Linked DNA regions of Mus musculus: all the other regions are linked to region 1. The links are chromatin loops, found by intact Hi-C in ENCODE. Cell type or tissue: heart. All regions are shown on one strand.

Region 1 (5,000 bases):
AGACTGCCAGGTGGCGTGCGTAAAAACAAGTGGCCAACATCTGACCTGTATATGGGAGACCATGAACACATTCCCTTCACTTTGAACACTAGTTCTTGGCAAGTATCATGGTTTCTACATGTTTTGTTTCTTGCTGTTCTAGAAGAACATTATCTTTAAAAAAAGGGGGGGGGAATGATTCTCCACATCAAACATTTGCTGAGTTTAGTAATAATGACTACTTTAGTGTTTATTAAAAGTCTCTATGTGAACTGATGCTTTACCATTGGTTTCCTCACCTTCGAGCTAACAGAGTCACAAACCTGCTGGTCCTTTAGTAATCTGTATAAGAACTACTTAACCGTTTGGATGTAGTGGACAAGTGCATACTCTTGACATCAGTTTACCCAAAATAGTCCAGGATGAAGTCCTGACCATAATTATGGAGTCTCATATATTCAATTACACTTCAAGAGTGGTGTCTTAGAAATCAATCTATCTTATGTGCCTAATTATGAGCTAAGGATCACTGTCCCCAAATCTATTACTGAGTGACAAGTACAATCTAAGTAGTTCATAATTCAGCTAGGAATAGTATATAGCTATAGATGTAAAGCCTTATTCCAGCTAATGTTCTCAAGGACCACAGTGGAAGCTTCTGGAAGCTTCAAGGCTGCACACATCATCCTGGGCCATGTTGCAATATAAGCACAATTTGTGTTTACCTACTTTATAATACTTACAGTTCCTTTTGTGGTGGAGAATCAGGATACAATAGGCATTTGATGTATAGCTAAATATCTCTTCATTCAGTGACTAACAATTCCCTTTTCAGATGCACTACTCGAGTCTTTGTAGTTAGTAACATCATGGTGACTACCTTTGGTTAGGCTGTTTATGATCCAAACTGGTTGTGGTTAGAACTGTAATGTCTGAACTGAACAGGGGCTTCCTTTAGAAATAGAAAATAGAAAGCAACTTGGTGTGCAAAAACAAGACAAAACCCACAAGATCAAGTATTTGCAACGAACCTTCTCCCCTCCTACCACTGGTACAAACTAAAGGCAAAGTGTCATCTTTGAAACTAAGTTTCTATTAGGAGGTTACACTACACTCAGATGTTTGCTGTTTCTCCCAGGCTCTCCCTAGGAATAAAATCTTTCCTTCTGTCAAAGGAATTCCACAAGAGGCAGGAAGTTTTTCAATTGAACATTCTGTGGTGCCTTGGTCATATTCCCAAAAATCTCACTAGGAATCTTCTAAATTATCTCTCTTGAATGCCTCGAAAGCTATTCCTTGTATGTCGCCTCTTTTTGAACCAACCTTGCGGAAATATTGCGTTAGCTTGCGGTCCTCCCACCTCCTTTTCAAAGATCTGCTTCTATGTATGTGTATTGCCGGTTTGCTTGCAAACAAGTCTCAGCACACAGTGCGTGCGCTGCCCGCAGGAGCCAAAAGGGGGGTGGGATCCCCGAAATGGAGTAACAGTCAGTGGCAAGACCCCTCTGTGGACACTGGGAACTAAACCTGGGTCTTTGAGAAGAGCGGTCACTCTGGGCCACCTCCAGCCCCTCCATCCACCGTCCTGTCAAATGTCACTAGGAGTGAGCAAACCGAGAAAGAGCATCGTCGGGCAAGACTAGTTCTCAGGGAGCCCACACCAGTCCTGGCGAGCGCAACCACATCCCTGTGCTGTGAGGACAGGCAGGAGAAGCGACCGACCACAGCTGAGCACGCTGGTCCCTGTGCAGGGAAGGGCAGAGCTGCCTCTCCTACCTAAAGGCGCGGTGCCGGCTCCTCCCGCGATTTCAGTCCTCCGGATTTGAATCTTTTCCGGAAGGCCTTCATGTCCCGCCCTCTCAAGCCTCGCTCCACCCATTTGCATGCGCGGTGCCTTCTGGGATTGGTAGTTTACCCTGCGTTTCATCACCGTAAGGGAAGGAAAGAAAGGAGGCCCAAGTCACTGCAAGGTCCAGCGTCCCCGCTGAGTGACAGCGGGCACATGGGCGGGACTTAAAAGAGCGGGACTTACAAAGGGCGGGACTTACAAAGGGCGGGACTTGCAAAGGGCGGGACTCCCAAAGTGCTTTGGTAGCTAGCGAGGGCTTTGAGACGGCCGAGAGTTTGAGCGCCAAGGCTCTCTCTCCCCAGGGGACTCTGCAACCTGACTAGGTGCTCCTTCCCTGAGGTGTGTGCTCGACAAAGGTTGCTGAAAAAGTTCACGTTGAAATTTTTTTTGATGATAATATCGTGTTACTCATTTCCTTTGTTTCTTAGCATAGTAACATTCCAGGGAGCTGCCCGGGGAAGCTTAACGCTCGATGCGGTATGTATTCTATCTAGTAGCATCTTGCAAAAATATAGTGAAATATCAAGGACTACCGAGACTGCTATATACGATGGAATTGCAAACCTTTCAGCTTATGTGGTTATTAAGTTAGCTGAACATTGTAGTTTTGTTCCCAGAGAAGATATTTGCTAGCATTCAACATTTACCCCTTGCCAGTCTTTCGTGCAGTTCTGTATTTCTCTAAGACTGCTTTTGCATATTACACCCTTACGGCCTTTAGTTTGAACATTCTATATGTCTCTGATTATAAAGATGTTGAAGCTAAGAGATACTTGTTTACTTAGGCCTAATGGCAGAAAGCATCCTGGGGAACTTTCCAGGATGTACATATATATACATAGAAACGCTCAATATCCCCTGTTATGGATTCAAGAAACTGTGACTCCCCTGGGAAGACACATTTAAGAGCGGACTACCTCGTGTATTGAGCTTCTTCACATTCCCAGTTAATGTCTGAAATAAGAAGTCAGAGACTTACCAGAAGGAACAGACCTTGGGGTGAGAGCTGAGGGAAGGGAGCTGCTTTCATAAAAAACACCAATCCGATCAAAGCCATACATCCCACTAGCTGGCATAAGAAAGCCTATAGCTTTCTATAGAAGATATGAGTCAGAAATACAAGGAAAGAGGAAATGGTGTGTGTGTATGTGGTGGTGGTGGTGGGGGGGTGGGGGGAAGGGGGCACCATTTGGTGTGTGCTGGTTGGTTTTTGTCAACTTGACACCTTGGAAGAAGGAACCTCAAATGAGGAATTGTCTCACTCGGACTGGACTGTAGGCAAGTTTATGGTGGCATTTTCTTGATGATAGATCTATGGCGAGCCCAGCCCACTGTGGGCAGTATTGCCGCAGACTATCGCCTTTTTGGGTCTCCTATCTGTGTGGAACGGGTCTCTGGTTGCAGGTGGACAAGGAGTCGGCGAATGACAAACAGAAGCGACAGATGAGATTGTGTAGAATCTGAATGTAATTTGTCAAATCGAGCATCAAACTTTTTATACAGAAGAAAATAGGGAAGTTGGGTGACATACCGGCAAGGTACAAAGAGGTTACTGGATTCTTACACAAAACAGAGGAATGCAAACATGGAAGGACCGGCAGGAACCAGTTGGGATAAAATTCAATGCTAACAACTGGGATCAAAAACATCTCCACCTAAGGCCCACTTAATCTTAGAAGCCAGGGTCAAGGGCTTTGTGCCCTTGCCACAGTTCCTATTCTAGTCTATTGTATAGTCCACCTTCCCCCTAGGCCATTGTAAATACTTGTGTATGGGTGTAACTCAGCTATCCATATTTCTAAGTATCTACTCTGGTTACTTCTTAGATCACAAACTTCCATCTTCCTAGATAATGGTAAATTCCTGTATAGGGCAGTGACTTAGCTATCCATGCCCAAGGTCGGATCAAGGACTGCCTAGAATCTAACTTAGCTATATGTCAAAATATCAATCCGTAGGAGCACTTGTAATAAATCAATATTAAGGGAAAGCACACAGATGTGTTTACCAACTAAAGCAAGGGCATTGGAGCATTCTTTATACAGGATGCCACGATTCCAGGAGACTAAGTTTCCGTGAACTTTTCGCCTCGGAACAGCACCCAGGTTTTCAGGGCCTGTCGAGCTTGTCACTACTGGAGTGGATGTAGCACAGTATCATTCATATGGTGGTCCTGGGTTGTGTAAGAATGCAAACTGAGCAAGCCAAGACAAGCAAGCAGTGGTTCTCCAGGGTTCTGCTTAAAGTTCTTGCTCTTCCATTGCTGACTGGAATTAGTTTTCATTTCTGAGTTCATGCTCCTGTAGACTATTTCTGAACCTGCCATTTCTGAATCTTTACCTCAGCTAAACTTTATGTTGTACATGCCACCCTTGACCAGCAGAGGACACCATTGACTTACTGGCGGGGTTTTTTTGTTTTGTTTTGTTTTCCCAAGTTCCAAGTTAAGTTTAGTAACAGTGTTAAATTTAGTAACTGTTTTCTGGACAGGACAGGACAGGACAGGACTGCAACACATAAACTTCCAGCAGCTGTGGTTCCCCCCCCCCACCCAGACCTATACTAACTAGGTCAAGCCAGTCAACATTTTAGAGTACCATGGTGAGGGTGGAATTGGGTTAATTCAAGAGCCTCTTGCTCCTAACTGGGGAGTTATATATAGTTGATAGCTTCTGAGGAGAGAGTCAGTTTTCTTTAACAGTGTGTCATTTGGTAGGTCAAGCAACAACCAGAGGATAGCCATACTCAGGAGTAAATGATAGCACCAACTGGGAGAGTGAGAGCAAGCAAGTGAGCGAGCATGAGAGAGAGGGGGGGGGAGGGAGGAGGGGAGTAAGGGAGCTAGGGTGTGAACCTGAGAGGAATTAGGAGGAAGCATAGTTAGTATCATCAAAACTGACATTCTTACTTTTTAAAAATTCAGTGAAACTTAATATGGGGATTATTGCATTCATAGGTTGGAAGACTAAACATTGAGTATTTGAAAATGTCATTTTTTTTTTATAAAAGTCTCAATACATTACAAAGTACTCTAACATGAAGGAAGACCTCTGCAACATGCTGACTCTTCGCTGAAAGCTACATATAAAGAACCATCAGCATTTGTTGGGTACCTTAGAAGGCACTGGATATTTGTATTGATGTAATTCTGACAAACACACTACTGTTTACA
Region 2 (5,000 bases), 1.0 Mb before region 1:
TGTGGAAGAAGCTCCTGGTAGTAAGGATTTTCTCTTTGGGCTTGCAGGATCAGGAGAGAAGCAGCTGGCAGGACACAGATAAAACAGTATTCTAGAAAAGAGAGGTAAGAAGCCCTCTTGGGTTTGGAAGACATCAAGAGAAAGGTAGATTAGCTTCATAGAATGATACAGATAGAACAGTATTTCTAAAGAGCTAGCAGTTTAGTTGTAGAATCAGGCTTGTACATAGATGTTTTGTAAATAGTTAAGAAAATAAAATTACATCGCTTAGTTAGCAGGTTTTACCTCAGTTTCTGCCTCTTGTGTCTTTATTGGCATAAATATATTTTTTCTGTCATGATGACAGTATACATAATTTTATAAAATAAAAACTATTTTACAATTAAAAATAGAACCAATTTGATTTGATTTAGGGATATGGATTGAGACAAAGTCACCTCATTTTTTTCCATGTGTGATTCATATCGATGTAAATTATATATAATCCATATATATAATACACATATAAATGTACTTTTTCAGTTATCATTTGTATTTTCTGAGATAAGATCACTCAATATAACCCAGGTGGCCTCAAACTCTCAATCCTCCTGCTTCTGCCCTCTGCATGCTGGGAGGATTGCACATATGAGCTACCATTCCATCTGGCTATACTGTTTATCTCCCATAGTCCTTCCTCATTATTTAAATGGCTTTTATTTGTATTATACAAAGCCTGTACTTAGGTGTAAGTCAGTGCTTCCACCTAAGCACTTTATCTGTCCCATCCATTTATTTGTCTGTCCCTTCACCGCTAGAACATTGTTGTAAGTCTTAACCACTCTCCTGACATTTGGGTGAGATTCAGCTTCATTATGCTTCAAGAGATCAAGAAATTTCTTGTCTCTTTTTCCTTTTTCATTCCATGTCTTAGAGTAAAGGTATCCTCCCTTTGCACAGGCATGTGCCTCCCGCTCTGAGACTAAGGGCATCAGCACTGACTATACACCAGTTTGGGAAGAATTGACTCTTTAACAGTAGTGAGTGACACAGACCACAAACACAGCATAGCCCTTTTTATTTTGGCCTTCAATTTATTTCTAAGGTGTTTTATAGTTCTCTCTGTAGAGTTGGCACTCTTTTGTTTTACTATTTATCGCAAATCATATTCTTTAAAAACTTAGAATTTGGTTTATTACTAATCTATTAAAGCACAATTAACCTCCGAGTTTCACTTTATTTGGGGCATGGAAGAAGGCACAACTACGCTGATGATTCTGTTCAGGACCTAGACCTGTGGTCCTAGCACTGACAAGCTTGAGACAGGAAGACCAGGAGTTCACAGCGAGACTGCATTAAATAAGGAGGCAGGGCACACATAAGACACTGTCTGAAAAACAAAAAGACAGACACACTTCATGATAAGGAAACTGGAGTGTTACAGATATAAAACCAAATAATCTTTATGGCTATCTTTAGTGCCCTAAGTAGCCATTAAGGACCCAGCTGTCAGGATTGGCATCCTGAAGGCTAGCAGGTAAAAACTTTGGAATGCACTGTTACCAGATCACTAACTTCCATCAACGAAAGGATGGGTCTCATAAATTATATCCTTACCTAAAGCCTATGGACGAATCATCTCCTGCTTTGCTGTAACCCACCTACTACCTGTTGTCCCCAACAAAGCGCCTGGCAAATGCTTTGTTTTTTGTTCTGTGACTGTTAAAGTCTGTGCGATTGCTTTTATATTGAAACATGTTTTTAGGCCAACCTGAATCAATGCTCCCTGGCCATGGAAATTATTACTTGATTCAAAATAAACACTATTTTATTCCTACTAAGATGACAGCTCTGTTTTGCATGTACAGTTTCCAGCGACTGTTAGTTTATTAAATTAATACGTTTTCCTACATTTTGGAGCTACGCACATAACAGAACATCTATGAACTATTGCGTTTATTACCTCCTAAACTATAGTCTTTATTTTCTCATATTATCGAATAACACACCATCATTTGAATCTTAGAAATAATCAATTAAATTTTAAATTCAATAAGAATCTGTCATTGTATATGAACTCTTTACTGTCTCACATACCAAGTTCCTGTCACAGATCCAGAAAAGGGTCCTGCAGTTCCTGCTAAGTTGGACGAGTCTGATGGTAGACCTCAGAAAACTCCTGTTTCCTCAGCCCTGGCCGCAGCCTTCTAACCCCGCCCCTCACACTGACGCAGCCAATCCGCACCATGCGTAGTAACCCGCCCCTAGACGGAGGCAGCCAATTAGAAGCAGCGTATTTTGCGCGCCCGACTTGCAAAGATGGCGCTGCACGGTGGCGCGCGGGCTCTCTGTCGAGCAGTTGCCCTGCTCCGCTGTAGCAAAATGTGAATGCAGCTGAAGGACGGTGGCACGGGAATGAGTCGGCGAAGGAAGCATGCGGACAGCCCTGCCCGGAGGAGCACGCCGCACAGGGCGGCTGCTAAGAACTGCCGCCCGGCGGCAGAGCCGTGGCTGCGGGAGTCCAGGGCGGCCTGCAGCTCCCAGCTCCGCCGGGCGGGAACGCGGTCTGCGCGGCGGGCGCAGCGGCAGGCAGCGGCTGACGGCGGGCGCAGTCCCCGGGGTGAGGAGAGGGCGGGGAGCGGAGCCTGGCGGTGCAGACCGGGCGGGAGGCCTGGGGCTGCAGAGCCGAGTCCGGTAAACCGGGCCTTTTCTGAACGTCTGGTTGTGGGCGGGGCCTGTGCCGTGGACTGTGTTCCGGAAACTGGGCACCTACGCTGGTTGTTGTTGTTTTCCTCGCTGTTTTGTTTTGCAAAAAGGGCCACCTCAGAAACCGTAGTGTGCTCCCGGAACTTGCTAGGTGTAACATCCGGTTAGCCCAGCAAACCGATGGCGCGTTCATTTCTGTAAACTTGGAGTTAAGAGATATCTATCCCAATAAGGACCAAACTCATAACCTCTATCCTAGGGTGTGTCCGTAAAATACAATGTCTGTTACCTTGCTTGTTTCTGCTATGAATAAAACGAGGCTGGGAAAGAAAAATAACATTGTAAACCTTCAAGTGATTCTAGACAGAGCTTCCCTAGAAACAAATCACTATTGGTTTTGGGGTGTATGGAGTAAAAAAAAAATTGGGTCGAGTTTACAGGAGGGGCCTTGTGAGAGTTTAGCTTGGCTTTCTGTTTGGATGCATTTCCTGTACATCTGCTGACGTCATGGAGGTACCTAAAGCCTGGTGATAGTAATTCAGTGATCAGATGGTATCATTCCTGGGCCTATGGAATTTTCAAAGAACACTTCCTAACTACAGTGCTAAACTTATGAAGTATTAAGATATTATTTTCATTGAAACATTTCTATTGTGGTTAAAGTAACTGTCTTTAGGAGACAAGCTTTGTATTGGACATGAAAATTAATTGTTTGACTTTAGCTTTTATGAAGTAACGTAACACTTAGAAGCAATGATTGTCATCTTATGCAGGAAAGGAGACGCCAGTACAAATCGTGAAAATGGATTTATTATCCTGTACCTTCAGTTCTCCAAATGATCCAGATGGACAAACTGATATCTTCTGGGATCAAAATTCTCCAATGACAAAGCAGTTAGGTAATCTGTTGTTATTTTTATGTGGGTAGGTGCTTGAAGAATTATTGTCGGTAAAATTTTAGTCTGGTAACATCATAATACAACGGTTTTGGGTTTTTTGTTTTGTTTTTTAGAACCTCATGTGTGATTTTTCTGTCTGATTCTAGGGTGGAGTCATTAAGTTGTACTGATTACAATTGTTTCCTAAAAAGTGACAACTGATTTTAGAATTCTTGGTCTAAAATTCATAGAAATGTCTTGTTTCTTTAGGTAAAGGAAGAAAAAAGCAGATTTCCAGTGCATACAGTGATGAGATTTCACATATTGTTAACCGTATTGCTCCTCAGGTAAGTATGGCAAATCTCATAGTTTATCAAACAGCAAAGATTGTATGTGGTGTACTTGCGTGGTTCTTTCATATGTAAAGTAACATGTTTATAGAGCAACCAAGGTTACATTTGGCTTTTCTGACTGCATGCCTTGAAAAAAGGAACAAACTGTAGAATGTGCAATATGGTCATATATCATAATCCATGGGAGATGGTTTCATGACCCCTTTGGATAACCAAATCTCCTGATTGTGAAGTTCTTTGCATAAAGTGGTGTGGTTTTGTATGGTACCCTGTGTGTGGCTGTCTCTCCTTTTCTTCATTTATTCTTTCATTCATGTGATAATGCTGAAACTCAAACTTGGGGACTCACTTTTACTGGGCCTGTGCTCTGCCACAAAGCTAGCCTCCATTCCTTCCCAATTGTTTAAGTCATCTCTAGGTTATTTATTCCTTAAATAATGTAGTTAGTTGCTATGGTGTACTGAAGTTTTTATTGTTTGTGCTTTATTGATTAGTGTCAGTCATAAGTGCCACAGTAGAGAGAGAAGCTCACCAAGGTGCTAAATCTTCATTTTCGAAAGAGCAGAGGGGTTCAGCTTTCTTGGGAAAGACTGACACCCAGCTAGCTCACTCCAGTTACTTTATTCAAACATTATGCAAGGTTAATTGGGGCTGGGAAAGGTTCCAGCTGCCTGTGGCAGACAGCCCACTCAGATCTCCATCCCTTTTGGCCACAGCCAGCCATAATCAAAAGTAAGAACTCAAGATGTGCCAGGAGTGTCTTAGGACCAAGGTTGGTGTAGCTGCCAGCAAGCTCACAATGAGCAGACTCACTAGCGAGACATTTCTTCCAGGTTTCAGCAGACTCAAAACAGTTTCTCAGCCTTTACTGATTGACCAAAACATGGCAGAGGCTTTGCTGAAGCGTTTCACTCTGAGCCAGACACAAGGGCTTTACTGTGCATATCTCTACCGTGCTTCTTCATTGTCCGTAGTAAAAAGTTTCCCTCTTGCAGTTTCTTTTCTTAGTATTCTTAACGACTTAGAAAATCATCCAGGAACACTGTAAAATCAGGGAGGTCGCTGGATTTAGATGTAGCCCTTA
Region 3 (5,000 bases), 100 kb before region 1:
TCAGTGATGTCATCCATTCAGATGAGGAAAAATGTTCTCAGGGCAAAGTCCAGGTATCAACAGGAGACCCATCAGAATATGAACATTAAAGCTCCACCCTGGAAACATAGCACTAGAAACTCTGATGAGCACAACTTGACTATCATTCAACAAGCTCTTCAGCAAATTCTAATAGAAACTCAATCTGGGAGTCGCTGCATTAGAGCACTGAAGAAATCCTTACCACAACTTAAATGTAATTAAAGAAAAACTTACCAGCACCTAATCTGCTTTCAGATTAGCTTGAAATCTAGAAAATTACCCCCAAAGAAAGGGAAAATAAACTGTGAAAGTGAGGGCAACATTCTACAGGGCATAAGAGGGGGGAAAGCCTGGACACAAGTTCGGGGACAACTAGGGACGGTGAGGACAATGGGTACAGGGAGCTGGGAGATGGAGGTGTGTGTGTGTGTGTGTGTGTGTGTGAACACCAGAAACAGTCCAAGTGTGGCTACAAATCTTTATGTGTAGCGAGCTAAATAAAATAAGTTTACTTACTTCAAACTAACTGAAAGTATCTGATTGTTTCAAAGCCTCTTCTTCCCTCGAGTATGTTAGGGTCATAAATGTTGCTTTATTCCTTCTTACAAACTAGACGACACAGTGCTTGAGTGAAAGGTGAGCCAGTAGAGGAGGACCCTGTGACAGTTTCAATTGTTAACTTGACACAATGTAAAATTACTTGGGAAGGGATTCTCAATGAGAATTGTCTCTCCGGGTTAGTCTGTGGTCATATCTGTGTGGGGTTTTTTGATTGTGTTTAATCATGGTTGGAAACCCCATCTAAAAGTGTGCTGCTGGGCTCTAGACAGAATGGAAAGGAAGGAGCAGATGAGCGCTGACCTGCACGCCCCAGTTCACTGCTCTCTGGTCTCGGCTCTGAAAGTTGCAGCTGCCGTGACTTTTTGACATGATGGACTCTAACATCAAAACTGAGGCAAACAAAACCTTTCTTCAGTAAGCTGATTTTGTCAGGGTATTTTATCACAGCCATAGGAAAAGAAACTAAGACCCATATGTGATCTTTTTTTTTTTTTTTTTTTTTTTTTAACTGCCACCATTCTCTTCTACAGTCTTCTTGTGAAGATGCTGTTAACCACCACAGAGATCAACACTAGGCTGACCAGGCTGACTGAAAAATTCAGCCAGGAAAGAAAGAAAAGGCACAGTGTATGAAATCCATAAAGGTGAGCCCAGCACAGGCAGTGCCCTCTAATTTGTGCCTGATGCCTCCGCTGACATTAACCCTGGAAGGGAGAACTGGAGAGCATCCTTCTGGGAACCCAGGGACCATCTGTCCACTGAGATTACTCACTCCTCAGCCTCTCTTCCCACTTCCACTTCCGTATTGTCAGCAGAAGCAGGAGAGATTGCAGGATCCAGCAGAGGAGAGACGGGATTGTGGTTCCTGAAACATTCCATGTCTTTCTACCATCGTCCCCACCCTGTCTACCTATGTTTCTCTGTTGTAGGTAGACTAAAGAGAGATTTACAAGAAATCAAAACAAAGCAAACCCTAAAATACAACAACAGCAGCAAAAGCCTCCAAACCTTGGATTCTTGTCGCAGATTTAAAGGGATTTACTGAAATGGGTGGAAGGAATCAGGAATGTAAGACTACAAGCTCAAGGAGGGGGAGTAGCTTAGGGGCAGGGCGTTCATCTCTTGCCCTCATTCCAGGTCCTGCTGAGCATTCGAGAGACTAGAAGGGCCCAGTGGAGGATAGGGATGCCCTGGAGCCTCCATGCTCCTCCCATACCCGGGATGTTATTGCCCTGCCACCACCCGGCACGCCCCACACTCACTCGACCTGCAGTGTTGTGGGCTTAATCTTCACCTCCACCTTGTAGGAGGAGCCGGTGAGCAGCTTGATTGTGCGGTTCTGGCCAAAACGCTGCCCGTCCACCTTGAAGAAAACAGGGCCGTCGTTGGGCTGGATGCGCAGCGCGATGGAAAGGCGCACGAGTCCGGGTAGGTCCCCCATAGTTGGCAACCGAGACTGGAGTGGTGGACAGTGAAGGCTGGAGAGAGCTGCTGCGGCGCTTTGGGCGGAGGGGACAAGCAGGGAGGAAGAGAGAGCGGATGGATGCAGGCCACAGCTAGGAGCGGTCGCCTCTGTCCACCCCAGATTTTGAGAAGCAGCTGTGGCCCTCCACTACACTCAGAAAAGGAGCCGGCCCAAGAGACAGCATGGAGGCAGCAGGCTGCCCCATCCCCCGCTCCCCACGCAGGGCCCTGCACGCACGCGAGGGCTCGCAGTGACTGGACTGGCAGGCTGCCCCGCAAATCAGCACTGCTGGGGGCTAGAGAGTTAATCTTGTTTACGCACCACAATCCCCTTCAGCAGGACTGACGTTTAGGCTCCTCCTAGAACAGCACCGGATGCGAGGAGGATGGGGCGGAGAGGCCCTGGGACCAAGATTAATTGCTACAACAAGGAGCTGAGACCCCAGAGTCTAGGCCCTAAGGGATGTAGATTCACTTTCTGGAGGGTTTGAGCTGAGGTTTGGTGTGAAGTGACTGAGAGGGGAAGTGGAGGCAAGTGGCAGGAAACGGGGTAGGAAACTGCTAGCTAATGATTTAAATTTCAGGAAATGAGTGCATCCTACTGAGAGCAAGGACAAATGGCCCCGAAGGCAGAGCTCATCTCACGTGGAGTGGAAATTACACTAGATTAGGTGGAGATAGAAAGACAGATGCGGTTAGGGAGAAAGGGGGAGCAGGGACAGGTTGAGAGAGTCCTATTTTCATTTTCATTATACATATCTTGGCTTAGAATTGACACTATAATCAATCATATATATATATATATACACACACACACACACAAATCTGGAAGGGTGAGTCTGACCAACTCTGTAAAAAGTAAGGTAGTCTGGTGAGTTAGGTGTAGTGACAATGTCTAAGAAGGATGAGTCAAAGAACTACTGCAGAACATTTCATATGACAGTGCAGAGTCTGCGCTTGCACGCTACATATGATTTTGAAAGGCTTTCTCATAGATGGTGGTTGACAGTTGAAGATGCCAAGCAGCAAAGGGAGACTAGGTGCATGGAAATGAGTTCCTGACGGAGAAAAATGAGTTCCTTCTTCAGCACCACACAGGTGGATAGTACCATAGGCTCCACCTCATACCTGGGAAATGCAGGATACAATTGATGCCTCCCATTGGGACAGATGCGGTTGTTTGCAACTTTGTACTTACACAGGTTAGGCTACTTTTATTTAGTTAATAAGCTATATATATATATGTATAAAAATGATTCTGAGGTATTGGTGTTTATTGTAACTGTTAGCAAAAAAATCAAAACAAAACCTAAATGGACTGCCAATCTATGAATGGTTGAAAAAAGACCCAGCAGCATAAAGAATGGTTGAATGAATTCTCACATATCGAAACTACAGTTGCTATACAACTATTTTAAAGGTGCATCATATTTTACATTGTCTAACCCATGCTCAGACTTAATTACAAGCATGATGAGCAGTGGAAACACAGGATTTGAAACACAAGGGTGGGTTTTTTCTCTATTTTACGTATTACTAAATCTTCAACATGCACAAAACATCACCTGGAACATCAGACATGTCCCCAAAATGTTGAGAGACTTGAATTATTGCTGTGTTTTAACTATGGTCATATGTGAATTCTTCCACATCTAAAAGTATTTAGATTCATAATGATTCACCTATGGTGAGTGCAAAGAGGTGCAAACCTAATTGTAAATAATGTCTATATAGTTTTATCATTTATTTTGAATCTTGGGAGCAACCTTTAACTTAAAAGAAAAGTCCTAGGGCAGACTAGCTATAATCTTGAGGAAGATGGAGAAGAGAAAGAAAATCTATGCTGTTTAAGTTAAGATCCTTTGAGGTCAGCCATGTAGCTTCATAAGTGGTGAGGGGAGCATGAGAGAAAGGGGAAAAGCCCATAGTACCAGAGAAAGCATATGTAGGCTCTGACTAGCATCCAAAAGGAAAAGAAGAGAAGAAAGAGGAAAAAAATTATGCCTTTCCTAGAAAGGTAAACAGACCCAACAGAGTTTTGTGGTAGCCATTGAGCAACTGCACAGAGAATGGAACCTGGAAGGTAAAGTAGATTTCCCTACTAAAGAAGCAGTTATTCCTCCCTCTCTTTAGCACAATTCCTGTGGATCCACCTTTCTAAGATCCAGGTGTATTAGGAGAACAAATCCTTGACTAGATGTCTTGAAAGAGCCATGTGATGGAGAAGTCAAGGCAAGAGTTATTAGCATTGAAAGCCTTAGGCTGAGAACCAGAAGGAGCCAGAGCAAAGGAGAGTTTAAAGTGTTTCCTGCCATTGGAGGTTTGGATGACTTGCCTCAAGATCTCTTTCATGTCAAACTACTCTACCATAGAAGTTGTATCACTCTTGACTCATTTTGACATTGCTACCACACTGAGCATTAGTCTTTTTAAGCATTGAAACTATTATGGGATGAAAGACAGGTTTTTGAACTTTATGAAGTATTCAGTGAGTATGCATATGTTAAAAATCATACAATACTTTCTGTACATTGCAGCTAAAGGGCAAAATGATCTGGTCTGGGCAGTAACGAGGATGTGAAAGAAACGACTTAAGAAGGAGAATGAATACCTGCATACGATGTTAACAGTTTTTATGTGATGCTGCATTATCTCTAAGCAAGTGCTGAACAATAGCCAATAAAAAGGAGGACGTTAACTTCTAATACTGTTGATTATTAGTTCAGGTCTTCAGTTAAAATTCATATTTTAATAATGATAATTTTGAGAATATTAAATATTCTAAGATATTAAAGTACTGTTTTATATATTTAAATAGAATGCCAGTTCCATTAGGATTATTGGCTATTGGGTAAAAATTGTCTTGGCCAGCTAAACTTATAATGTAAAAATATCATGATATATTTTTGTGCATATACATACACAATACTTACAAACCATTGAGTGTCTCATAC
Region 4 (5,000 bases), 160 kb after region 1:
CTATACCTGCTCTTTAAAAATTTGAAGCACTTGACAAAGTGTGTTTAGTGACACTGAAAGTCTCTTGAAGTTCCCTTTTTGATTTTCCACTATTATGATGGTTATAGCCAACAGTTTCCAGAACAGAGCTCTAAAATAACATGGCTTTAATTTTGAATTAATTTCTGAACGAAAATACATTTTAAAAAAAAATGACCTTCCCAGAACTTTTTAGTTGTTTGACTGATATACATCATTTCTTAATTTGACAAGATAATCTTGACATTGCCAGTTAATCTAGTTGATTAAAAATGTCCCTTGATGTTAAGATATGCATTAGAAAAATTACACATTCCCTAATAATATTATACATAGAAATTAAAAGCAGGAGTGTGGAGAAGAGAGGAGATATTTTTATAATGTTAGATGATTTTTAAAAATCTGTATTATCCACAAATTTTTTTTTCTGGAAAAACGTCCCATGCCTTCCAACTGGAGAGAAAGTGTGAGATCACCACTTACACGTTTTGTTTCTGACATGAGCTAACTACGGAAGGCCATAGTGAGCCAGTGTTTGTTTTAAACTTTCTCACAACTTGCAGTTCTTATTCAAGGCATCTAGAATGGAGCATGGATATTAATGCACCAGGTTAAGTGATCAACCAGGAAGGGAATTAAAAATCAAGTCGCAGACTGAAACTGATCTTCCCCAAGTTCTTACTGGATCCATAATAGAAATTACTGTCAAAACGTGACTCAGAGTCTGAGAAGGTGTGTGGATTTGGTGCGCTTTTTTTTTTTATCACAGGGAAGATAGCATGCAACTCAGAAGAGCCCACATGTGACAGGAATGACAAAAAGCAGACTCACACGCCGGAAGAATTAAAAACCATAAATAAGCCAGCACTAAGGATTTCTGCACCCATGCCTGAGGGCTGTTGGAGCAGCCATAAAGCATGCAGATTGTGTACAGTGCCTGTGAGGGAAGGGCAAACTTAGCTCAGAAAGAAGTGTACCAAACAAGGTGCATTCAAATTCCTGTTGGTAGATTTTGGAAGTTGTCCAAACTGGGGGCACCTTTGACGTACTTACTGTGCAAGCATCTCCCATACAAGCATGCCAAGAGCACACACTCTGAGGGATACTTGATTTTATTCTCCCCCCAAATATCTTCTCATCTACCATGTTGTGCCACGTTCTAGATCAAGTCTCCCCCTGCCTCATCCTGGATGTGGCTGCACTGAAGGGATTCCTTCAATGTTCAGAAAAAAAATTTTTTCAAAGGTGACTAACTGGTTAAATAATGGGGTGGGGACCTTTAATGTCAGATATTTGTCATTCTTCAGGAGGAGAAATGATGACTGACAGGTCAGGTAGCCAGAGGGTTGGCTCCCAGGAGAGATAAGGTACAGTCAAGCCTGAGCACTCCTAGTCTAAGTGTAGTAACACAGTTTGGCCTTTGGGAGTTGAACAACCCTTTCACAGGGGTCATCTATGACCATCAGAAAACATTGACATTTTATATTATGATTTATAACAGTAACAAAATTACAGTTATGACCTAGCAATGAAAATAATTTTATGGCTGAGAGGCATCACAACATAGGGAACTGGATTAGATGGTCACAGCATTAGAAAAGTTGAGAACCGCTGCCTTCAAGTAATAAATATTATTACGTCTGTGGTGCCAACAAGAAGGCAAAGGTGCACGTGGCTCAAGGCACTTACTGTCCAATCCCTTAGCAACTAACTAGGCAAGCTGGGGTGTGCACCTTATTTGTGTAAGCACAAGTTCTCTTATCTCTGTACAACGCCTTGAGACTCAAGAGACTTACCTTGAATGGGTCAAGTAAGGATAAAGCCCATTCGAAGTTTCTTGAACAAAAGGTCCAAATTACTTTGCTAACAGCTTCTGATCCTCGACAGATGTAACACAAATTGGAAAGGAAGTTTGCATTTTAACTTTATATGCAACATTTAATTTACATTCTTGTGGGTCACATACAAAAGGAGAGCTTTATTTAGGGCCATGGCAATGGGGCTGGGGTGTGATTCAGAGTTAGATAGTATGTGAAACTTAGTGTTTCATCTTCAGCACCAAGGGAAGAAAATTTGCTGGCTGGGAACTTGGGACAATGTGCATGTGACACTGCAGCATGTGCACAGGACACTACCCTGGCCACAGTGACCTCAGCAGGACAAGGCTAGGGCTGTCAGCTTTTTTCTTGCCAGTACTTTGTGATCCAGCCCAAGAGAAAAATCTGTAGTAGTGCTGGCTCTTTTCTGTTTATGTTGCTAAGTTACTGGATATTTTGTCTTGCCTCATCCAGAAAACTGTGGTAATTGTCTTTAAACAGATAAGCAGCACACTGGAACATAGTTAATGTGGCCTAAATATGCTGAGATTATTTTTTGTATGTTTTTTTCTCTTTCAGATACAGTCTGCAAAGAGTGGTGATTCTCCATCAATTTAAAACAGACTTCAAACCTCTCTGTATTTAAGCAGAAACATGTCTGTCTGGAGTCTCTGTGAACTCCAGGTGCTCATGTGCATACACATACACGTGTGCTGCTCTGGATATGTGCTTAACACAGACTGTTAAGAAAGGAAGAGCTTTTGAAGTCTGAAAGGAGTCATGGAGGCAGGTTATGCTGGCTGTGCCATCTGTACAGGATATGCTTCAAGGAAGAGGGTTAAACAGACTCCTATATTGTAGTAGGTCCAAGCTATCTCTCTAACTCCCTTTTAAAAGCAAAATATGAGCAATCCCTAGATTGGGGCACCCTAGGACTTGTGGGGCTCAATGGTAGGAGTTAGCAAGGAAAACAGAGGTCTTTCAGGATAGTTGTAGTACCACAGGACCCAGCCCTTTGGCTATCACTGAGAAATGACTGGGTAAAATAGAGTTAAGGTAACAGAAAATGTAACATACATTCAAAACAATCGCTTCTTTTCTCTTAGGCATAAATGCCTAACAAAAAAAATGTATACAGTTTAGGAAACAAGTGTATCCTGTCATGTCCTTTATGAGTTTCCACTCCAGCATACACCAATAGAACAAGAACGATGGGTCTCTTCCCCCATCTCTTACTTTTGAGCAGTGATGTCTATGCCCTGGATTCCTTTCTGCTACTTCCTAAGAAACTGAGACCTGCCTACACACTATTTGTTCAGTGTGAGTAGGTAGCAAGAGGGAGATCCCAGGCCACTCAGGCACAAGGAAAGATCCAACATTCAGATCCAGGCTTGTCTCCACATCTACCGATAGCAGCTTTGACACAGACCTAAGCTACTGAACCCTATGTGGTATGTCTGTAGCCATGTTGCCATTGAATAAATGAAAATTTTATGAAATGAATAAATGAGCTCTTTCTAAGACCTATCATCGGGACACACTGCCTGTTCTCTCTGCAGCTCTGATGTCTTCCAGCACGTCACTTCTTCTTTCATATGTGTGTCAATTTGTTTCTCAGATCAGCATGGGAAGCCACCAATGCTGCTAACAACAGTACTAGAAGACATTCGCAAAACCCTCTGAGAGAGTCTGAGCATTTTCTTCTACAAAAGGAACTGAGGGAACCGAAGCCAGAGCCCCCTTCCATCCCAGGATCTCATGCTTTTAAAAACACACTCCTTTATATGTGTCTTCTCTCTGCCTTCACATTCCAAACTTGTGAGGGAAATTGGATCAGTACTCACTTTGGCTCTCTTTCTTCTCTAAACAGGTCAACTTTTAAAAATGAATAACTCCTCTTTATCCTAAGCCCCGATGGTCCTATGAAGCAGCAGAATAGCTCTGAACAGCTGAAAAAGAATAAGTAAGTTGATATCAGGGGGACTCAAAAGAGTACCGTGCTATTTACCAAAACCAATGTTCTGTCTAAGCAGAAATAAAGAATAGTATTGTCTGCTGTGAAGGAGGGGAAACTGGAGCTTTCAAGACTCCAGAGAGGGTGCACAGAAAAAGGCCACAAAGTTCAGAGAACGGTGGGATAAGGCATGTGGCAGTGTTCTCCTTTGAAAACAAAAGAAACCTGTTTTACTAGATGTATTGGTGTTCATGAGCTTCTCAAGTGTGATGCTTGAAAAGCAGCAAGAACCACATTGCTCTCTGCCACAGCTAAGGACACAAACCGCATTGCTGTCTGCCACAGCCAAGGAAACTCCAGGCGACTTCTGGTTTCATAAATACATGGCATATTTGTGAGAACATCCCTGGAAGTAGGCCGCCTGGAATTCTTGGAAGGGGAAAGCATAAGCAATGGCTTTCAGACCTCCTGACCTCAGAGGTGACAGATAATTGCTGGTGTGTCCCCAAAGGACATGAATTCTGAAAACTTCAAAAGCCAGGGAAGCTTCCTGCACTGTAAACAGCCCATTTACATTTCTGAAGACAATGACAGTACAGGGGAAATAATGAGAATATGTCTTTCACACAAGCAATGAAGTTTACAAAGAAAGTAACCACCATACTTTCACTTAAATGATTTGCATTCTCTGAAATAAGCATCTCACTTAAAACAACACACACACACAAAATAAAACTTTACCATCCATCTTCTGAACAAATCAGGAACTGAAAGTCTCAGACTGCTTCCTAAGACTTGAGTCTCTTGATATTGCTGAAGAAATGGTAGCAAAAGGAAGAGGTGACTATCCAAGGAGACTTAGCAGTCTCACCTAAGATCTCCCCATGCCAAACAGAACGTCTCCCTCTCTCTGCTCCTCCCCTCTCCTCTTACCACTGTTGTACAGAGCTAATGCTGGAGTGGAAAAGGTCTTCTCATGTGGACTGTGTCTCTGTGGAGCTTTATAATTAGTTTGTTCTTTGGTGCTAATATGAAACCTGCAGTTGGCTGACTATCTCTTTTCTTTGAACATAAGCAGCCTCCCTCTGCTTTGACCTTATACTGGGTTTCATTCTGTTGTACTCACACAGGAATGTGTGGTGGGGACTAGAACTCCAGCTTTAGGCCCGCCTCCTGAAATGATGACCTCAACACAGAGCTCTGGGGTTTCA
Region 5 (5,000 bases), 690 kb after region 1:
ATCTACATCATGTCTATTCAAACAAGAAGCATAAAGAGGAGATGCATGTTGGCATACGTAATTTTATTAGTTTTTATTGATTGATTGATTTTTTTTTCTAGGATGCTGGAGGCTGAATCCAGGGCTTTACACAAATTAATAAAGTGATGTATAACTGAGCTATACCCTAGACCTGGCACTTATATTTCTTAACCATATTAACAAGCTAGAATTTAGAAGTGTGCATTGGCTATTGCTAATGACCTTCAGGTAGGCCCGGGCTTGTGCTGCTATAGCTCCCTATAGCTGGCTTCAGTCACCCTGCACTTCTGTAAGGACTCATGGCATAAACCCCACTTGGCTATCTCAAGCTTTCCGTGGATAGTATTATCTTGGACTTCACTACCAGAAAAATTGCAAGTGGAAAGAAAGAAGCAATAACTCATCACAACAAGTGATTCCATGTATATCAGGTATGATGCTCCCCTTATCCTGTGTTAGGCAAAGCGTTTGAGAAAATAGGACAGCTGGGGGTCTTGTACAAGCCTGCTCAACACAGCCAGCCTTTATCCCACATCAAGGTTAGAAGTAGAGTGAGTTTCCATTGGTGGAACAATTGCATAAGTTAATGCTGTTCAGAATTACTTTAACTTGCACAGCTGACTCGAGAGATGTGTGACTAAGTTTCCAAATTGGCATCCAAGGCACATTTGTAGGAGCTGCCTTATCTCTGCACTGTTTCCTTGCCCACCCCCCCCCCTACTTCCTGCCATTATCACCATCAATTTCATCTCAGGCAGCTGAAGTTTCTCCTTCAAAATCAAAAGCCCTTGGAGAATAGCTCTGCTTAAAGCCAGAGGTCACTAAATATATGGATGATTATGGTGAGTCTTTTTCATTTCCATTTTGATTAAGTGAAAGCCTCTTAATTTGGGTCATTATTGATACATAAATCTGTAGAGAAAATGAACATGCATTTATAATGGAGCCAACATTACATGATTTATTGTTCTTATAGTGTGTAAATACAGAAAGAAGGGGGAGAACAAAAGGGTGCAGCTCTCAGATCCCTGGATATGAAACAGTGCCAGGGATTAATGGAGCAAACTCATCCTGAACGTCCAGCCTCCTGCTCTGAATGGCTCATGTCTCCTTATTTCAATCGAACTCAGTCTCCTATTTGAAAAGCCATTTAATAATAATCTCTCTATGCTACTGAACCGAGCTTTGGGTAGCAGGGTTGTGAGTGATAAAATGAAAGGCTCAAAATGCGTTTTCATACCTGATTGTGGACTTTGCTTGGGGATTTTGGCTACCGCTTGAGGGCTGGAGGTGGAGTGCATTCGTTGGTTGGCAGAGTTGTGGACGCTGCTGGGAACCACCGATGATGCGTTCTTTCGAGGCTTCGTGTCTTGCAGCCACATAGGTGAGGCTTCAAAGGCCTGCATCCTCCGAGCATGGCTGTTGGCATTGACTTTCAGATAGGCCTGGGCCTTGTGTTCCTGAAGCTCCCCGTAGTTAGCGTCAGTCACCCTGCACTCGTATAAACCTTCATCCTTTTTTCTCACTTTGGATATCTGAAGCTTGTGGGAGATATCATTGCCTTGGACTTTCACTGTCTGAAAAATTGCAGGTGAAAAACAAAGTTTCACATCAAAGGGTTTTATTCCCACCCTTTAAATTTACTAATGTTGGGAAACTTAAGCATCTTATTGGCTTCGTAGAACAAACCTGAAGGTCATTATTTATCCTGGTCTATGAGCAAGCCTACTTGAGAGGTCATAAGTGCAATTTTAGCAGTGCCAGAGTGACTCTACTGTCCTCGTTTCCCAGACTGTCATAACAGGAGACTGATCTCTGCCTGGTTGGCTCTGCTGGATGAAACACTGCATAGATTTTTCTTCTTTACAGCTATATGACAACTCCCTCAAATATGGGGCAAGGGGTAGTGGGAGTGTTGGCTATAATAGTTTAATAAAAGAGGGTGCACTTTACTGAAAACACTACTTATAGACTTAGAGAGTAATTTTTTTTTCCAAATTGCCTACTAACAGACTACTACTGAGTCCTACTAGCAGGACTCAGGCTACAGAATAAGGCTCAGTAATATGCTCCAGTCATTATATAAACTTGTGATGCTGTTAATGGAACATTGATTTGATTTTCAAAACTGAGGTCAGCCCCACTTACTCCAATAATCTTATCCAGATTAATAATAAGATCATATGTCTAAAATGTAATATTAAATATATACTGTGTATTCTATATATACATATATGCAGTTAAATTTGATATATATTATATGTCAACCCATGACTGACAGACTCAAAGATTACATATGCCAGGTTTAAGAATATGATGGATTTTTATAAAAATAGAAATGAAGGATGATGGAGGATATTCTAGCCATGGCTATTGTAATTATTACAAATAATCCACATCTTTATATTATCAGCAGGCCAGTTTGGGCTAAAAACAGGTGTATATTTACTTTGGTTTTATATTTTTGTGATTTATTTGAATACAATATTTAGAAATACTTTACATGAATTATGAATAATATCCAAATTGAGTTACACTACTTCATTACATTTCAAAGTCCTAACGGATGGTTTCATTTTTGTTTTCTTGAGATTTTTATTTTATATTGAGAGTAGGTATAATTCTATTACTTTGAATTATTAAAATTATTAATGTTGAAGTATTGCAGGCCTTCATTGTTAGGTGAGTGTGAAAAAGATTACTAAAAAACAGTGCAATAATCCTACTTGCTAACAAAATAACACTATGGCAAATTTGTAATTATTTACATGGTTAAAACATGCAATTTTATTTATGGACTCTAAATTTGACTCATTTTTTAGGGATTTAATGAGGTATAAAGAGAGAACTGTCTCTCATTCTGATTTTGTAAAGTTACCTCTTCAAGCTCAATGAATTAAACGGTTTTACATCTAAAACCGTTTCTACTAATATCCATCTTGGATCTGCTTGGTAGTTTACTAAAGGATGTGCCCCCTGTCGCTGGTCCCTGTGACACTCACACTAATCTTGGTCCCATCGTTGTCCGGGTCTCTGTCGGGTAAGAGCTCCACCTGTAGGACAAGGGTGCAAATGCTCAACCTCGCCCGAGTTCTTCAGTCCCAGGCGCCGCGATACTGCAGCGCCCCAACTGCTAGTAGAGATCCCGTCTTCCCTTCTTGAAACGCTTCAAACCAAGCAATTTAAGAGACGGAAGAACGACCCAGGTCCCAACCGCACTCAGTCCCGAGGCCAGGCTAGGGGCTGGATTGCCTCCCTTGTCCCTCCCTGGAACAATCCCTGAATTTCCCCGTCCCCGCGCCAGATTCCCAAGCAGTTCCCGGGGTCTCCATGTCTTCCTTGGGCATCACTAAGTCCTCGGCTCTCCCCAAGAATTCCTAAGGTCTCCGTGGTCCCCTCTGTCCTAGTGACACCCTGGAGAGTTCCTGTCGTCCCCAAGCATTCCCATGGTCGCCGGTTCCCGGTCACTAAGGGTAACCGAGGTTCTGGCGGCTTCCTCTATCTTAGAGACACTCTGGAGAGTCCCTGTGGTGCCCCGCATCCCTGAAGGCTGTGCTCCCCTTGGATGGCCCGGTGCTAGCGTTAAAGCGCTGCCAGGTCTTGTGCCTCGCAGTTCAGTCTGCCTGGCCTGCGGGTTCGGAGAACCCAGGCGAGGACAAGAGTGAGGATAGAAGTTTTCCGGAAGAATTTCCATATCTCTGCTCTCGCTGCTGACCAGTCCGCAGCTCTCTTCTACAGACTTTCTCATCCTCTAGGTCTCAGGTCCGAGTCCCTTTTGCTTCGTGGGCCTCCGGGTTCCCGCTCTTACCACGACTCTTCTAGCTTCTCTTTAGATTTTCCTTCCTCCTCTTCTTCCATTCTCCCTCCTTTACTCATCTCCTGCTCTACTTTCCTCTCAAGTCCAGGGCCTCTCCTTTATTTTCTGATGTCTACCCCATTGCTACCTCCCCTCCTCTTTCTCCTCCCCCTCCCCACCTCCGCCTTCCTTCCCTCCCTCCCTCCTGCCCGCCTCTCTCACTCCTTCAGAGAGAGAGAGAGAGAGAGAGAGAGAGAGAGAGAGAGAGAGAGAGAAAGAGACAGACAGACAGACAGACAGACAGACAGACTAGAAGAGAATAGAAAGGAGAGGAGGAACATCCCTCTTGATGCTGGGAAAACAGAAGGCTGGTGGAGGGTGGGAGAATGTCCTGAGCTGTATCAGAGACACACTGCCTGTTTGGATAGCTCCATAATACCCGTTACTAAGAGCTGTTTAATTCCAGTCTAAATTGGGAAAGTCTCCCTCAGATCCTGCGACTTCCTAGGTGTTTTTCACTTACTGTCACTAGGACAAATTCAACCTTGCTCACTCTCCCAGCGCAAGGAAGCCCCATGGGCAGTGCCTTGGTCCCTGGCTAATGATTAGATAGACCTGCACAGAACTAACAAAGTGACATGCGGGGGCTCTGTGGGCTTTGAGCTATGGCTACCTGCGAGCCTGCAGCCTCCGTGCCTTGCTCCAGGTCCTCTGGCCCCCGAAGGAACCACCACTGGATCTCCAGGTACACTGAAGCAGAGCCGCTTTGGAAAGCACAGGACATCTCCACATTTTGCCCTTCGGTAGCAGTCACATTTCTCGGCAACTCGGTAAATTTTGCTGCAAGACAAAAATGCACCGTTTTGGTGTATCTACACCAGCTTTGCCAATGTCTCTTTCCTGGAGAACTCAACACAAGTTTTTGTTTGCTTGGCCTTTCTTTTTCGTGGGCCTTGAAAAAAGAAAAGAAAAACAGCAACAACAAGCCCTTAGCACACCCCTGTGGGCCTCCCCATCCCCACTGTTCTGCCTCTGCATGTCTTGCTCTTGGTGTAGTGCCTAAATCACTTTGTTGTTGATCAAGTCCAGATAATGGAAAGGTTAATGAGCTTGCCAATAGCTCTTGTTGCTAGCCAAGATGCCTAGAGTTAGAATCAAACATCTTTTGTCAGATTGCAGCATT
Region 6 (5,000 bases), 440 kb after region 1:
AAACCTGAGCAGAAGAATAGAAGAATACTACCAGAACTGTCTAAAAGAAAAGGAGACAGAGTCACATGGCATTCACTGGGCTGAAAACCTGGTGAGAACCAACCAAAGTTTACACAGGGAACTGTCACACAGATGCAAAGCAATGCATACACAGGATCCTAGGAAAAATGCACACATAGACTCTGGAAAAGGACAGGATGAACTCTCAGGGTAACCTGGGTTACTAGGTGGGAGGGTAACTGTCTTAGTCAGGGTTTCTTTTTTTTTTTTTTTTTTTGGTTTTTTGAGACAGGGTTTCTCTTTATAGCTCTGGCTGTCCTGGAGCTCACTTTGTAGACCAGGCTGGCCTCGAACTCAGAAATCCGCCTGCCTCTGCCTCCCGAGTGCTGGGATTAAAGACGTGCGCCACCATGCCCAGCTTTAGTCAGGGTTTCTATTGCTGCACAAACATCATGACCACGAAGCAAGTTGGGGAGGAAAGGGTTTAATCAGCTTGCACTTCCATACTGTTGTTCATCACTGAAGAAGTCAGGACTGGAACTCAAGCAGGTCAGGGAGCAGGAGCTGATGCAGAGGCCATGGAGAGGCCAATCATTCTTATTGATTTGCTTCCCCTGGCTTGCTCAGCTTGCTTTCTCATAGAACACAAGACTACCAGCCCAGAGATGACACCTCCCACAAGGGGCCTTTCCCCCTTGATCACTAATTGAGAAAATACCCCACAGCTGGATCTCATGGAGGCATTTCCTCAACTGAAGCTCCTTTCTCTGTGATTACTCCAGCTGTGTCAAGTTGACACAAAAACCCAGCCAGTAAGTAACCTAATTTGGATAATCCTTCACAGTATGCTAGAAGTTTGTCACCTATATTTAGCTGCCCTGTTTTAGTGGTTTTAAAAATCATATTTTTTTGTTTTACTCAGTTCCACTTCTCCTGAATTCTTATGGATTCTGTGTTTCTTTAAACATCATTAATATATGAATCACTCTCCTGTTTTATCTTTTTGCAGTGTTTAATCCTGGGCTTGAATGTGTATATATATATTTGTTTTGTTTTGAGACGTTTTTCATATAACCCAAGCTGTCCTTCAAATTTCTATGTAGCTAAGGGTGACCTGGAACATCTACACACCTCCTATTCTCAAGTGATAGATTTATAGATGCGTACTTATACTGAAACAACCACGAAAAACATAAGAATGTTATAATACAGTAGCTGCATTAACCCCTTTTATATCCAAAGGCCAAGTTATGCCAGATTGACAGTTGTCACTTCCCAATATATGGCTGCAAGCTGAGTTAAAAAAAGAAACTCTAATTGCTCATTTTGAATATACAAAAACAACTCCTTCAAATAGCAAAGAACTAATGTTTCAAGGTAGTGCTTCATGACACTTGCAAACCTGCTGTATCTTTTTTAGTGATTGGAAGAAAATTTTTATAGGTCTTTTAGATACTAATGGTAGAATTATGGTTTGTGCTCCATATGAAAGCAAAGTATTGTAATCTGTTTCACAGTACTTGCCCGAGGTTGCACGTGAAATGAAGTAAAAACTCTTCAAAGCCTACTGATAGAGCCAATCAAGATTATCCAAGCAACAAATCTTAACTCAGAAATGTCAAATGTATTGCACTCAGAGACTGTTAGTACCAGCAGTACATCTAATTCCTCATTGGGGACAAGAAAGTTCTAGGTAGGCGGTCTTAATTCCCTCTATATTCCCATGAATAATAAGCAGAAAGTCATTTTCCGGGAATGGAGAATAGTTTGAATTAGGTCGTTCATACTGAGATGTTTGTTTCATTTTTGATCAGTGACATTATTTGCATGCGCAGCGGGGAGACTCATAGCTGTAGCGCAGACACTCACTCACTAACTAACTAGCGACACTTCGTGGATTTACGTTGAGGCTGCTGGAGAGGCTGCTGGAGAGGCTGCGCCCGAGACCGGGAGGCGAACAATCGGGAACCAAGATCCCACACCGCCCGCCCGTTCAGCTGGAGAGACCCGAATCGCTCAGGTCGGCCTCTGCTCGGGAAGCCGGGAGAAACACACGTAGCACTGCGCCGGCGTAGTGACGTCTCTGCGTGAAGAGCCAATTGAAAGGAGGAATGGGCGGGCTGTGGGTTGCCAGCTTCCGGTTCCGTTGGGCTCGGTTCTCTCCTGAGCTACGTGTCTCTACGCTCTCAATCCGCCATCCAGTAAGTAAGGATTTTCTCATGAGTGGTAGGTAGGGGAAAGCTGGTCTAGGGTTCATGGCACAAAGGGGCCGCGGGATGGGAGGCCAGGGACACGGAGGGACCAGGGGAGGTGAAGAAACTGGAGGTACGAGCGTCCGGTGGGATGATTGGGGCCGGGATCTAAGTGGGCGCGAGATGAGCGGGCCTGGGGGTCGTGGAGATCAAAGGAACCCCCGGGGAAAGGGGCGGCGAAGGGGCCACGGGCTGGGGTCACGAGGACGTCCTTGATAAGCCTGGAGGCCAGGAGCTGGACCTGGAAGCTGCAGAACTGTGGACAAGTTGGCTGAGCCGGGTCGCTGATGGACAGGTGGACAGAGAGCCATTCATTTATGAAAAGGGCAAAATCCAGGCACAGGTTCTACCTACGTAGCCTCAGATGGAATTAGCCAGTCAAGACCTCTAAGGAGGAGGGTTTCCAAAAGTTCACGAACTCAGAGCTTAGCGTCTGGATCTAGGGTTCAGCCTTCTCCCTGAACATCCCCTGCCTGAACATCCTCACACTGTTGGTGAACTCATTGTCTCTTGTGGCTTCCAGAGCCTGATGCTTTGAACCTCTTGTGAAGTTGTGTTCAGGTGTCGAAATTTAAAGTAAAAGTGTTTGATCAGTAGTCAGCATCGAGAAGTCTTAGTGGACTCGTGCTCTCCTCTAACAGCGAGTGCAGTGGTTGGTCTAGTGGTTTTAGGGCTGTTGGATTTGAAGAACAGCTAAATGAAACACCGAGAAAACAGGCGTCCCTTTGCTTTCTGTATCAGGCTGTGAATTGATTTCTTAGTGTGTACCTTAAGTGGTTCAGCTATTTGTCCACTGTTCACGGCTTAAAACTGGGACCCAGCAGGGCTTCTATTTTCTAGCTAGAGAGTGTAATTATCATCTGACTTCTAAGACCTGGAAATGGAGTACAAATACTGTGGCTCCGTTACCAGTGGCTCTCAGAGTCGTTGTATTCTTAATAGAGTTTCAAAAGAACCTCAAAATATTCAAACCTAAACATTTAGCTGAAGGCTTTGCAGAATCTGAATCTTGCCAATTTTTGTTGTTTGGAATATTCATCTGTCTGCCCACCCCAAGAAATCTACTTTTACTTAAATATATTATATGGGCATGACTTCCAGCAACTTGATTGGAGTGTACTCTTGCCTCCATTTTAGGCTCTTGTTACACCATAGTTGGAACTTGTTGTAGTAGATCCTAAGTTTTCAATAGTTTGAACTTTAAAAAGTAGTATTAAGCGTAACTATTTTTTGGTTTCTTAGCCGGAATAGTTAGATGAATGTAGTTGATAGGAAAGGGGGCTGTTATTGCTTAATCTTGTAATGAGAGAATCCTTTAATGAGTGTATGATCCTTTGCCAGGGAGGATAACAACATTGGTAAGATCAGTGCTCGCTTGTTTGAGTCTCGTGCTTTCTTGTATATCATAAAACCACTCTAAATTTAGGCTTGGAAGAACTTTTTTCTTTATGAACTTGGAAGAGCTTTTTTCTTTATGAATTGAATTCAGGACTGTGCTGCCTCTGTGTATAACTCAATAAGTCCTAATATGTGAGAGAATACTACTGAGTGTGTTGTTTTTGCTTTTATTTTTTAAACAGACAAACATGGATCAGGTAATGCAGTTTGTGGAGCCCAGCCGGCAGTTTGTAAAGGACTCAATTCGGCTGGTTAAAAGATGCACCAAACCCGACAGAAAAGGTAATACTATCTTGGTCTTGAGAGTGAGATAAAACACTAAATCTCTGCAGGCCTGGAAGTCAGCTCAATGATGGAGCGCTTGCTTAGCACACTGTTAAAAGGAACATTGCACTGCTGCCACTATCGTGGCCCTGTCTTTATGTCCTTCTTAGCAAGCTGCTTAAAGCTTTTCTTTATGATATGAGATTATTCAGGCCTTATCATACATACCATATTTAAGTTAGTTGTAGTGTAGTGCCTTCCATATTTCTAGTGTGTGAAAACTTGGTCAGCTTCCCTGCTCTGCTCGCGAGTCAATAAAACCTCAACATGAAGTTAATGCAGTAGTTATTATACCCTACAAAGTAACGATACTTTCTTATGTCAAAGTTTCATAGGTGTGCTAGATTTGTCTACTTTAATTTGTGAATTGGTTGGGTTAGAATTTAAGGCAGACTCTTATAATAGAGTCACATACTCTCTTAGGGTTAGTTCTCTGCGATGAACAACCATGACCAAAGGCTATTTGGAGGTGAATGGGTTTATTTGGCTTATGTATCTTGAATCCCGGTCCACTGAAGGAAGCCAAGGGAGAAACTGAATCTGGACAGGAACCTAGAAGCAGGAGCTGATGCAGAGGCCATGGAGGAATGCTGTTTATTTGCTTGCTCCTCACGGTTTGTTCAGCCTACTTTCTTATAGAACCCAGGGCGTACCACAATGGGCTGGGTCCTCTCTCCACAATCATGAATTGAGAAAATGCCCTACAGGCTTGTCTGACTACAGCTGGATGTTAAGCATTTTTCAGTTGGGTTTTTTCTCTCAAATGACTAGCTTATTTCAAGTTGATATAAAACTAGCCAGCACACATTGATTATGTAAATACAATAATTGATACTGACCCTTATTCTCACGCAGCTGGGGTCTGTCAGGGAAGGCCATCCAATCATTACAGTAATCATTTTAATTCTGCCTTGGTGGAGGTATGAAGGAAGAGAATGAGGAGATCTGGGTATCGCATACTAGTTGAACTAGGTGAGGTGGTCAGAGAACGTGTCCTTAGGAGATAGAATAGGACTGAAATACACC

What was found. Hi-C counts contacts between places; a loop is a spot of excess contacts. Peaks named below come from ENCODE experiments on the same cell type or tissue, not always from the same donor. Only the 100,000 strongest peaks of a DNase experiment are listed, where the experiment ranks them.
Region 2: a loop joins it to region 1, with 11 times the contacts of the local background. A loop is called at or near these places in 2 of 42 quality-filtered maps.
Region 3: a loop joins it to region 1, with 3 times the contacts of the local background. A loop is called at or near these places in 5 of 42 quality-filtered maps.
Region 4: a loop joins it to region 1, with 2.6 times the contacts of the local background. A loop is called at or near these places in 2 of 42 quality-filtered maps.
Region 5: it touches region 1 in a loop (2.7-fold over the local background); 2 of 42 quality-filtered maps call a loop at or near these places.
Region 6: a loop joins it to region 1, with 4 times the contacts of the local background. A loop is called at or near these places in 10 of 42 quality-filtered maps.

Annotation. Positions count from the first base shown.
Region 1 is chr11:16,948,187-16,953,186 of GRCm38, reverse strand. It overlaps Fbxo48 (F-box protein 48), which reads right to left and starts at 1,777. Exons shown (of 4, transcript NM_176982.2): 1 at 723-1,777; 2 at 1-45. Eldr (Egfr long non-coding downstream RNA) reads left to right here and starts at 1,905. Exons shown (of 4, transcript NR_110425.1): 1 at 1,905-2,167; 2 at 2,257-2,305. In heart, a CTCF peak has its summit at 4,205 (motif pointing right); a DNase peak (open chromatin) is centred at 1,916; H3K4me3 peaks cover 2,233 bases; H3K27ac peaks cover 2,319 bases.
Region 2 is chr11:17,951,162-17,956,161 of GRCm38, reverse strand. It overlaps Etaa1 (Ewing tumor-associated antigen 1), which reads left to right and starts at 2,287. Exons shown (of 6, transcript NM_026576.4): 1 at 2,287-2,599; 2 at 3,459-3,584; 3 at 3,834-3,910. The coding sequence starts at 2,368. Etaa1os (Ewing tumor-associated antigen 1, opposite strand) reads right to left here and starts at 2,192. Exons shown (of 3, transcript NR_131915.1): 1 at 2,077-2,192. In heart, a CTCF peak has its summit at 2,302; a DNase peak (open chromatin) is centred at 2,231; H3K4me3 peaks cover 1,976 bases; H3K27ac peaks cover 1,294 bases.
Region 3 is chr11:17,049,193-17,054,192 of GRCm38, reverse strand. Cnrip1 (cannabinoid receptor interacting protein 1) reads right to left here and starts at 2,334. Exons shown (of 3, transcript NM_029861.3): 1 at 1,845-2,334. The coding sequence starts at 2,023. In heart, no CTCF peak of the experiment used is centred here; a DNase peak (open chromatin) is centred at 2,362; H3K4me3 peaks cover 1,445 bases; H3K27ac peaks cover 829 bases.
Region 4 is chr11:16,792,424-16,797,423 of GRCm38, reverse strand. The region is part of intron 1 of Egfr (epidermal growth factor receptor); the gene reads right to left. Gm39584 (a long non-coding RNA gene) reads left to right here and starts at 3,975. Exons shown (of 2, transcript XR_872254.2): 1 at 3,975-5,000. In heart, a CTCF peak has its summit at 2,186; a DNase peak (open chromatin) is centred at 2,153; H3K27me3 peaks cover 566 bases.
Region 5 is chr11:16,259,512-16,264,511 of GRCm38, reverse strand. It overlaps Vstm2a (V-set and transmembrane domain containing 2A), which reads right to left. Exons shown (of 5, transcript NM_001290539.2): 2 at 4,491-4,657; 3 at 3,024-3,074; 4 at 1,262-1,598. Among named protein-coding and RNA genes, the nearest start is that of Vstm2a, 4.3 kb to the right of the region's middle. In heart, a CTCF peak has its summit at 3,067; no DNase peak of the experiment used is centred here; H3K4me3 peaks cover 1,273 bases; H3K27ac peaks cover 343 bases; H3K27me3 peaks cover 1,651 bases.
Region 6 is chr11:16,505,305-16,510,304 of GRCm38, reverse strand. Sec61g (SEC61, gamma subunit) reads left to right here and starts at 1,821. Exons shown (of 4, transcript NM_011343.3): 1 at 1,821-2,201; 2 at 3,833-3,932. The coding sequence starts at 2,112. In heart, no CTCF peak of the experiment used is centred here; a DNase peak (open chromatin) is centred at 2,074; H3K4me3 peaks cover 2,438 bases; H3K27ac peaks cover 1,840 bases.